Regions from separate parts of the Homo sapiens genome. Here region 1 is linked to region 2. A link is a loop called in an ENCODE intact Hi-C map of the cell type or tissue named here. Cell type or tissue: endothelial cell of umbilical vein. All regions are shown on one strand. Links, peaks and the distances in the headings refer to the core of each region. The heading gives the core; the rest is flanking DNA. Region 1 overlaps PXDC1 (PX domain containing 1). Region 2 has its middle 24 kb from the start of FAM50B.

Region 1 (5,372 bases), core at 193-5,192, 77 kb after region 2:
CGCCGGACTCTCCCTGAGGACGAGTCACTTCCGAGGAGGGCGGGGGCGCCCGGGGCTGAGCGGCTCACAGGGTCGGCCCGGCCCTAGCCCCCTGCCCGGTACCTCCCGAGGGCCGGCGGGCGGGCGCACTGGGAAAGCGTCTGGGAGCAGTTAACTGCAGGGTCCGAGCCGGGGGTCGCGTCGGGTCTGGCCGCCGCCCCGAGTTCTCCCCGCGGAGGGCGCGCCCCTGGTCTTCGAGCGCGAGGTGCCACGCAGCCCTTCCGTCCCTCCTCGGAGCGGCCGCCCCGCCCGCGGCTGCCGCGGACAGCCAGGGCCCCCCCGCACCCCCGCCAGGGCTGGTCCCCATTCGCGTTTGATCAGCTGCGCCGCCTCCTCCCCGGCCTCGTGACCGTCCTGGCTCGCGGGAATTCTTGTTTTCAGAAACCGCGGTGGCTTCCCTTTTCCTACCGCTCTGCCCGATCTTTCTTTTGGAGGCCAGGCTGAGGGGGTGGAAGCCGGGAGGACGCAAGAGAGAGGGACTGGAATTGAGACGGGAAGAATTGCGGGGTGGAGGGGGCAGGCCGAGGAGAGGGGCCGCCTGGGAGGGCCGGGAGGGGAGAAGGGGCGGGAAGACTGGAGGACTTCCGAGCAGGTCCCACCCCCCTCCATGGGTGACCACCTGTAGCTCGGAACATTGGGACAGTGGCCCAGCAGCCTTCTTTTCTGCAGTCCTCCTCTAAGCAGAGACCTCCTGAAAGCTTGGGGCCAAGTTACTGAAGCAGAAGGTGGCCCGTCCAAGTCTCCCCAGCCTCCTATCTGGCTGCGTTCTTGAGATAACCTGTGCTTTCCCCTGGCGATGGCCCCAACCCCAGTGTGAGAATTACGTGGATAATTAGCTTAGTTCTCATGACACATCTTTTGGAAGGGCTCCCACAGCCAGCGAGTTGGGGCCCTGAGCGAGAAGGCCCGCCTTTCAGGCCTCCCTCTGCTCCCCAGAGCCTCACATTTATAGCTGTTCTCCAGACAGTTGGGTGTTATTTCAAGCATGGAAGCAGTTTTCCTTGGATTTGCTGTTTGTTATGATATTTTAAATTTAACAAATCAATGCCCAAATCAGGAAAGCATCGTGAAGGAACAGCGGTTTATTCAATGACCTTTCCTGGAACGAGGCTTAAATACACTGGAGTCCCTGAGCTTCACTGTGGTCAGGCGTCTGAGCTCCGTGACCCCAGGCAGGCTGGTTGGAGCGGGATCCCCGTGGGGCTCCCCACCTGTAACTTTGTGCTTGTGGTCTCTGACGTTTGTGAGGACTGAAAGGCATGGTAGAGGGTCTAACAAGAGCAGGTTCTCCATAAATGCCAGTTGTCATTGTTACCGTCCCATCAGCTGCTTCTGGCTGGGGTTGGGCCAGACGGTGGAAAGAGGGCGTGGTTTCAGTTGCATCCACGCTGGTGGAAATACCTCACCTGGAGCAGGAGGGAGGGGCGTGCCCTGCACACACCCTGGCTCCGCCTCTTTTGCTGTCGCCCTAGTTGTGCTGGGTCTGTTACGCGGTCACAAGCTGTGTGGACACGCAGGAGTGGCTCAAAAGAGTGAAGAAAGGTTGAAGACGCGAGCGATTACCGTGGAGAAAAGGCTCAGAAGGGATATGATAGCTACCTCCAAGTACCTCAAGGGGAACAGAAATCAGAAATAGGGGTCAGAATGATGGTGGCAGGGCTGGTGGGCGGTGAGTGTGAGGTCCAGCGGCTGGGTGTAAAGGACTTTCTCACAGCACACCGTGGAACTGTTGGAGCTGCTCTCTCTGCTGGGGACAGTCTGGCACACCCTGGAGGGGGTGAAGAGGGGAGCCTGGGACCAGAACCGGGACCATAAGCCCTGCCTTCATTCTAGTCCTTGGTTTTCTGAGGGGCAGTTAGTTGGTCCCTGCCCAGCACCACCTGAGTTTTGTTGTGCAGCGCCAGGGAAGTCCTTTCCCTTTCTTTGATCCTTTTAAGTCCAGGGAAATTGTTTGCCAAGTAAAATATATCCCAGTAATGTAAAAGCAGATTGCACCTTATTTCCATGCAGATTTATTGTTTGCATAAAAAGATTATCTGGATATACAAACTATAAACACAAAAGGCAGCCAGATGTGTGTGCTTTGCTGTGCTGCAATGCCGGCTTTTCTCTGCATCATTCCCTATCACATTCCCCAGTTTACATGGATTGAACTGTTTCTGGGACGGGTTAGATTTGCATTCTCTAGTTCCATTTAAGAGATTTGTGAGGAAATCTGGATTTCTGAGCTTCTGCTGGCAGTGGGCTGGTGACTCTTGGAAGTGTCTGCACACCCTTGGAGGGTGTGGGAGCCTTGGCCCCACTTGCAGCTTTGAATCTGCTAGCAATTAAAGGGATGCTGAGCCCTTTTCTTGGTCCCTTGAGTACTGCAGTGGGGGAGAATGTGCTTTTTCTCTCTCTGCACACACACACTGTGGAGTGGTGCTTGGAGGCCATCCCTGGGCCTTGTATGTGTCACGGTGACACATCTGCAGGGATATGTCAATCCCTGCCTGGGGTGGAGGCACAGTGCTCACTAGCGCTCTCTCCTGGACTTCTGTTTGGGTGAGGTCGGACCGGGCTGACCTCAGGACTTGCCCAGCTTCTGTCCTCTCTCCCCTTTCCTCGCACTCTCACTCTCCCACCCGACCTTCTTCTCCATCCAGATTGGATATGCCCCCTCTCCCTTTCTTGTCCCGCAGCCCTAGGGGAGGGAGGTAGCTGTTTCCTGGGGATATTGTCGCCGGGTTACCAAGGTGTTCCGTTCTTGTGTTTTCCAGACTCTTAACACCAGTGGGCCCAAGTCTTTCATTTCAGTCCCCTCTGTGCGATACCTAACATGGTTCAGGGTTACCCTTTATTTACATCTCTCGCATCTAGGAAGGTTTATGCTTTAAAACATAAACATGTTGAATTTCCTTGTTGGCATTTTGAGGCTCCTAGACTTTTTCGATTGTTATTTCTATAGTTTCAGGCTTTGTGATGTCTGAGCCAACCAGGTCACCACTGCAGCAACAGATTGTGTTCCCGAGTAGTCAGGTGATCTTTCATTCTTAGTAGCTGTACAATCAACATTTTGCTTTTACATTCATTCCATCAAATATCTGCATAGTGCCTACCACATGTGTAGGTGATGGTGGCACAGCAGTGAACAAGAGACCAAGAACATCCCTGCCCTCATGATTCTTATATTCTGGTTGGGAGAAATCCAATAGTAACAAGATAAACAAGTAACAAATACATTAGATAGTGATACATGTTCAAAAGGAAAAATAAGTAAGCAAAGAAAGGGGCTCCGACTTACAGGAGCAGGGGGAGGGGTTTTGCGTTTAGACAGGGTGATCGAGGACAAGTGACTTTTGAAGAGAGACATGAAGGAAAGCGGGGATCATGCCATTGGGTGCCTGGGGAAGTCGATTCTAGGCAGTGGAAGAGCAGGTGCAAAGGCCCTGAGGCTGGCATGTGCCTGGTGGGTTTGGGGAGTGAGGAGGTACGGTGGCTGGTGTGGAGACTGTTGGTCAGGAAGGGAGAGAGGAAGGTCGTGGTCACATTTGGGCTTTTATTCAGAGAGGGCTCTGAGCAGAGAGGTGATTTGGCCTGACTCAAACTCGGGCTGCTGTGCTGGGAAAGAGCAGGGGAGGCGTGGAGGCAGGTGCTGGGGGCTGGTGCAGCAGAGCAGGTGGGAGAAGTGGGCAAACGCTGATGTGCATTGAGGGAGAGCCACAGGGGCACTGCAAGGCCAGACATGGGGTGTGGAGTAGTGTGCAGATGACCCCAGAGTTTTCAGCCTGAGGTGCAGGACTGGCAGGATTGCCATTTGCTGCCATGGGGGAGTCGGCAGGAGGAGTTGACATGGGGGAGGGGGTGGCTCAGGAGGGCAGCTTGGGAGGCGGCATTTTAGCGTTTTCTCTTAGTAAGGCCATGATCACAAGCCCGCCAGCCCATGTGGTGCTAATGTACCTGCCTGTGCTCATCTTTATCACCAAAGACATTCATCTACCTGCATGCTAGGAGACTGTCGTCTTAGATTTGAGATCCGAGTACCAGGGGACTGGCATCTGGGACATTACCAGAAAAGGGCTGGACACAGATGTGACTACCAGACTCCCACAACCCTGACAGCTCTAGGAAGATGCGTGATTTGATCCCAGGGCCTGAACCTGCTCATGCTGTTCTCGGGTGGACAGTGAGGGGAGAAGCCCTGTGTTACCCTGAAACATAAGGGAGAATCCCACCCGATGGCCAACTGCAAAGCCACGGAGTTTACTTTCTTAGTGACAGTGGCTCAGAAATGATCATGGGCCACACCAGTCCCGGGCAGCAGAGCAGGGGCACAGAGGCACCATCTCTGCCCCATCCAGTGGGCCCTTGCAAGTGGGGTGCTGGCTGGGCCTGCCCTTTGCCTTCAACCATAGCTCCACCCCCGTGCAGAATTCACCTGCGTCATTCTGCCCCACCCAGAGGGGCAGCTTTACTTCTCAGGGGACTTGGATCTTCCTTTCTGACTCACAGACCTATTTTTGACTCTGTTGACCTGGCCAAGTCACCCTGCACTGGGGGTGCCCTGCCAGGGCTCCCATGGGGCCACCCACCTTCACGCGGCCTCCTCTTCCTCTTTCTTCCTTCTGTTTTGCTTTTCTTTGCCAAGCCCAAACCCCGCCGCCCACTCTGCTTCCCCCATCCTGCTGTACCTGGGATCCTCTTCCTTTTCCATAAATGGCCACTGAGCTGCGTTTGGTTTGCTGCCCCCCCGACAGATCTCAGACTGAGCCCCTGGGCCCCAGGCGACACCTGAGCTCACTTCCCAGCTGGAGACTGGACACTTCCACAGACAGACCTGCTTCCAGGGCTACTGCCTTTCACGGTGGCAGTTGGCACTGAAAAGCTGCAGCTTTCTCACAGAACAGGCCAGGGACTCAGCTCAGGAGCACCTTGATCTGAGCTCCCTGCTTGGTGGCGAGAGGAGCTGAACGCACACCATATGTGGTGACATTCTTCTGCAGACAGACACCTCTAGCTGTGCCCCCTCTTGCCCCATCCCACAGGAAATGGGGACATCAGACAGACCACGTAACTCTTTTGCCAACTTACACCTGCAAGGGTTTCTTCCCATTGTTAAGAAACCTTGCTGATGTTTAACCTAGACTCAGCAGAAAACACATGGTGGACAGCGGGTGCAGAGGGGGAGGGAAGAGCTTGCAGTTCATACTTTGATAGGTGGCAGCTGTCAGTCTCATCATAGAAGATCAAGGCCTTGCCAGATTGCTGGATCACCCACCTGGGACACAGCTGGGTCATGGTAGGAGGGGTCAGCTTGGGGGTCAACCACCTGGGACACAGCTCAGTTACAGTGA
Region 2 (5,372 bases), core at 132-5,131:
TCTGACCTCTGCAACCCTCCAGGCCAATAAACACCTCCTCCCTTTAGTTAGACAAATGCTGGGAGAATCAGAATTCAATTTTCACAAACTTTTTCAAAATATTATTTAAAGAAGATGCAGAAAAGCCAGTTAAATGTGGGTAAGGCTGGCCTAACCAACGTTTTTAGAAAACACTTAGCATTACTTGGTCAAAGCAACATCGCAGCCCAAGAAGACCAGCGTATGAAGTGATAACATCTATAGTTGCAGAGGTCTGTTCTGGGACCAGCCAGGGATGCAGACCCCAACCTGGGACACAGATGAACCAGGAGTGTTAAATAGTAATATTTGCATGAATGCACAGTTAGATAGTGTATATATTGAGTTGTATATTTTCTTTTTTCTCTTTTTTTGAGATGGAGTCTCACTCTGTTGCCCAGGCTGGAGTGCAGTGGCTGATCTCAGCTCACTGCAACCTCTGCTGCCTGGGCTCAAGCAATTCTCCTGCCTCAGCCTCCCGATTACCTGGGATTACAGGCACCTGCTACCATGCCCGGCTGATGTTTTTTTTTGAGACAGAGTCTTGCTCTGTTGGCCAGATTGGAGTGCAGTGGTGCGATCTCGGTTCACTGCAACCTCCACCTCACGGGCGCAAGCAATTCTCCTGCCTCAGCTCCTCTCAGTAGCTGGGATTACAGGCGTGCGCCACCATGCCCAGCTAATTTTTGCATTTTTAGTAGAGATGGGGTTTTACCATGTTGGCCAGGCTGGTCTCGAACTCTTGACCTCAGGTAATCCACCCGCCTCAGCTTCCCAAGGTGTTGGGATTACAGGTGTGAGCCACCGTGCCCGTTCAATTTTTGTAGTTTTAGTAGAGACGGGGTGTTACCATCTTGGCCAGGCTGGTCTTGAAATCCTGACCTCATGATCCACCCGCCTTGGACTCCCTAAGTGCTGGGATTACAGGCGTGAGCCACCATGCCTGGCCAGTTGTATATTTTCATTAGTGTGGCTCTAATAAACATAAATGTCTAATCTTATCATGCCGAACATGATTATACTAAAATACACAGGGAGTTTCTGAAACACATACATGCTTTTTAATAATGAATCTGCTTATTATCGTGTTATTCTCTTAGATCACACAGCACACAAACACTCACAGTCGTTCAGAATCCTTGCCATCAATCTGGGTTCTGACCTTAGCTAGCTGTCCGACCTCAGGCAAGATACCTCCTGGGACCTGAATGTCCTCATCTGTAAAACTGCAACAACTCTATCTACCTGGCAGCATTGTTGTGAAGATGAAATGAGTTAGTGCAAGTAAAGTCCTTTTTAAAGCTGGGTCTATCACATAGTAAGTGCTCAATAAATTTAGCAATATGTGTTTGTGAGCAGGTAAGAGCAGTATCTGGATAGCTCCTGTCTCTGACCCACCCGATCCCTTCCTCGTATTTACAAGTCATTGATATTTTAGTTTCAAATTCATGTGTCCAAATTCTTTGTTAGACTTTTCCTTTCCTATTAGCCCTTTCACTCCAGAGCAAGGATGGTAAGACGCTCAGGGAAAGGTTGTGATGTGATCACAGATTGCTGTCTACATTCACACTCAGCTAGGGTTACTTGCAGGAGAAACCTGCCCCTAAGCACACAGTCCACGTGTGCCAGGGGTGGACGCACACAAGGGCCCTGCTGCCACCATGGCTGGGACCTTGCCCGCCTTGGGCACAGGCAGGGCCCAGCTTTTCAGATGAGATCACCAGTGTCTGACCCAGGAGCCAAGTGCTCAGGCCAAAAGACTCCAAATTAAGCCAGCTGAGGTGCTTTCTTTTGAGATGGGAGAACATGTGTTCCATTCTTAAGGGGAGAAAGCAACTCAGGACTTCATGTTTTCATTGTACTTGGCTCTCACTGCCTCTAACTCCAGGCGTTTGTGGAACAGGGAAATGAGCTCCGAGTCAAATGATAAAGCTGATATGATTCATGTGTCTTTCAGGAGGAAAGAGACAGGAAACGGAGGCCTGGCTGCCTGGGCTGTGACGTTGCCCCTCTGGCATGCTGTCCGGGCCTGGAAAAATGCAGCTGGCACTGCCTTGAGGATTCGGAGCAGACAGGAGTTATGTGGTTGCTTGGCCAACTCCCGAGTACAATAAACTTAATCTTGGAAGTCTTACTCTCGAGGGTGAGGAAAGGGTGAAATGTCGGTATGTAGACTCTGTCGCCAAGAAGCACAGGAGAAATGAAAGAAGAAACAAATCCCTTCAGTTAAAATGCCAGTGGAAAAACACTTCTGAAAAACAAACACCGAGAAGCACAATGTGTTTTTATGTGCTTGAGATTTTTTAAAAACGAGTTTTGGAAAATAGTCTCTTGATGTTTACATAGTTCCCCGTGAATAAAGGGCAACTGGGAATTTGGACTGGCCTGGCTCTCAAGTAGGGGTCCGCAACCTGCAGCCCGAGGGCCCGTCGGTCGCTGCTGGCTTCTTTCTATGAATGCTGCCCTACTGAACACAGCCGCGCCCCTCCGTGACCTGTGCCTGCGGCTGCTCTCATACTACCACGACAGAGCGGTGGGGGGCGTTGCAGCACTCACCTCACAGCACACATACATCAAAATAGTTACTGTCTGATCCTTTACAGAAAAAGTTGACTGATCCTTGGTCTAAAACAGGAGAGGGAAGTACTCACTCACCTCAGTGCCCATTTCATGCAGAGCTGCAAGAGCTCTCTGCCCTACCACAGTGCGGCCACCTAATTGTCTCTCCTTGGCAGAACACATGCTTGGCTGGCGGCTGTGGGGAGGGCAATCTGGCTAAATAATGCATCAGCAGGGCTGCCTCTGTTCTTAGTTTTCCTGCAGACTTTGCTGGGTCATGCAGCTAGGTTAGATTTCAGAGGGTCCTGCAGAACCACACTGACTTCTAGTTCCCTGTCTCCTTGTCTGTAGGCCCTGTGAGTGCAGGGCAAGGCCAGCTCATTTTTGCATCTAATTTGTACCATAGAATCGGTGCTGAATAAATGTTTTTTTTTTTTTTGAGACAGAGTTTCGCTCTTGTTGCCCAGGCTGGAGTGAAGTGGCACCATCTGGACTCACTGAAACCTCCACCTCCCAGGTTCAAGCGATTCTCCTGCCTCTGCCTCCCAAGTAGACAGGATTACAGGCATGCACTACCATGCCTGGCTAATTTTTGTATTTTTAGTAGAGATGGGGTTTTACCATGTTGGCCAGGCTGGCCTCAAACTCCTAACCTCAGGTGATCCACCCGCCTCAGCCTCCTAAAGTGCTAGGATTACAGGCTGAGCCACTGTGCCTGGCCATTAAATGTGATTTTAAATAATAAACAAGTGCACACACACTAGATTACATTTTCAGAATTACCAAGTGAGTGGGAGTCTCAACCCCATCTGTTGAGACCTTATCCCACGCAGACTGTCCAGAACCTCAACCCAGCAGGGTTCGACCCAGATATGAGGGTTGCAGGGCAGCTACAAAGGTAGCCCCTCTTCAAGCCAATATACGTATTTTTACATTAGTCCACATTATTTAGTGGGAAGAAATAAATTTTCTTTTAGTAAAACTTGGTAAAAGATATATCTTTTACCATATATCATACCAAGATACCATATATCTTCCTTTCCATCAAGGGCTTTATCAGCACGTTGAATACAACAGAACATCTCAACGTGCTGAGTTTGGAATTGGCTTTCAGTTCACAGTTTTTCTATCACTTGTGACTAGATTATGATTCAGTCATTCACACCAAGAATTGAAATAACAATCTAATTCAACATTGATTTAATAATTATTAATTGTTCTTCCTGGCCTTCATTACCCTAAAAACATGTTGCTGTTGTTGTTGTTTTTTTCTGGAGGCCTTATTCTCTTGAGTTTTCTTTTGCAATTTTCTGAACACAACAATTTCTTGGTTACATGTTAAATACTTTGAAATTTATGCAATAAAACAAAACCGCGCAGTCCCAGGAAACATCCCTCTACAGCGCATTACTTGGTTTCGGAATCTCGTTGACCATGGGGTCAGCTTCAGCAGGCTGGTTTCAAGTTTGGTGTCGGGAACCCAGGGGCCGCCCCCTTCAATATTTCCCCAACTAAGAAAGGTGAGCACAGGCAAGGGGATCTGTCTTGCTTCCTCTTCAAGGCTTGACTACTATGGTTGGTATAGGACAGGCTTATATTTAGCCATTTATCTAATGAGTTGTATGTGGAAACCTGAATTCATCAACATCCCGGTTGTGATGGATTCCAGTAAGGTTCGAGCACATCCATATTCCTGGTGCAAGACAAGTCTCCTGAGTGTCCCGCCTCCTAATCCCGCTTAGCTGCCTCACTTCCTTCCTTCACAAAGATTGAGTCAATTTACAATCTTAGAGCAACAGATCACCACAGAACAATAATGATAGTAATGATGGCTCCCATCAGACCGTGAGCTCCATCAATAGGGATATCTGTCTCTTTTGTTTGCTCACTGCTAACACCACACTCCAGGGCCCAGTCCAGCACTGCTACGGCCAAGGGAAGTAGAGTCTGGCTAGCAAACCATCAGGTTGCAATAGACAGGCACTCAATAAATACTTGCCAAATGAATGAATTTGCTGAAAGCTTACTGTGGGTAAAGTTCTTTCTGTGTCATTTCATTTAACCCTCGTGACCATTACTGTGAGCAAAGCATTGCTGTATCCATTTAACAGGTGAAAAATTGAGGCTCTGTGTGCAGTTAATTGACTTGACCACATACATTCAGCTGGTGTAAGGGGCACCCAGTTGGACTCAGGCCTACTTGGCGTCACAACCTTTACTCTTTCCACAATGCAACTCAGTCCCTGGGGCCATGCAGTTGGCTCTATTAGGGAATGAATCCTGGTATTCAGACCGGTCAGGCATGGAACATGCCTGTGCAGTTACTGGCTCACCACAAAATATTAATTACCACAGGGGAATAGGTTAAAGGCTATTTGTAGGGTAGCAGGAAGCCTAATCTATTGCCAGCTGCAGATAAAGACCAGCCAGAACTCTAGCATATCACTGGCAATGAGGAGTGGCTTTGTTTGACTCTGTGTGGGCAGGTTTTGTCGGATAGCAAGAGCACCCGGGCTGGTATTGCAGAAAGCAGTGTATAAGGATTCTGTAATCCTACTCTTAATTTGTCTAGTCAAATGCAGGTTTTATAACAGATGGGCTCTGGCTTACGGTCCATGGCCAGACAGGGAGAACTATGTATCACATGTAATGTAGTCCCGTGTGTGAGCGCTCCAGGTCACATAGCACCAGGTCACATGTGCTTCAGGTCAGCATGGCTAAATATGAAAGGACACACACCCAGCTCGGCGCGGTGGCTCCCATGCCTGTAATCCCAGCACTGTGGGAGGCCGAGG

What was found. Hi-C counts contacts between places; a loop is a spot of excess contacts. Peaks named below come from ENCODE experiments on the same cell type or tissue, not always from the same donor. Only the 100,000 strongest peaks of a DNase experiment are listed, where the experiment ranks them.
Region 1: a loop joins it to region 2, with 5 times the contacts of the local background. A loop is called at or near these places in 71 of 110 quality-filtered maps.

The regions. Positions count from the first base shown.
Region 1 is chr6:3,745,641-3,751,012 of GRCh38, reverse strand. The region is part of intron 1 of PXDC1 (PX domain containing 1); the gene reads left to right. Among named protein-coding and RNA genes, the nearest start is that of PXDC1, 3.4 kb to the left of the region's middle. RefSeq lists a silencer at 1-76. In endothelial cell of umbilical vein, for the core only: a CTCF peak has its summit at 2,562; DNase peaks (open chromatin) are centred at 422, 862, 1,442 and 2,542; H3K4me3 peaks cover 2,719 bases; H3K27ac peaks cover 3,834 bases.
Region 2 is chr6:3,822,819-3,828,190 of GRCh38, reverse strand. No RefSeq gene overlaps it. Among named protein-coding and RNA genes, the nearest start is that of FAM50B, 24 kb to the left of the region's middle. In endothelial cell of umbilical vein, for the core only: a CTCF peak has its summit at 2,544; DNase peaks (open chromatin) are centred at 2,030, 2,510 and 4,330; H3K27ac peaks cover 4,452 bases.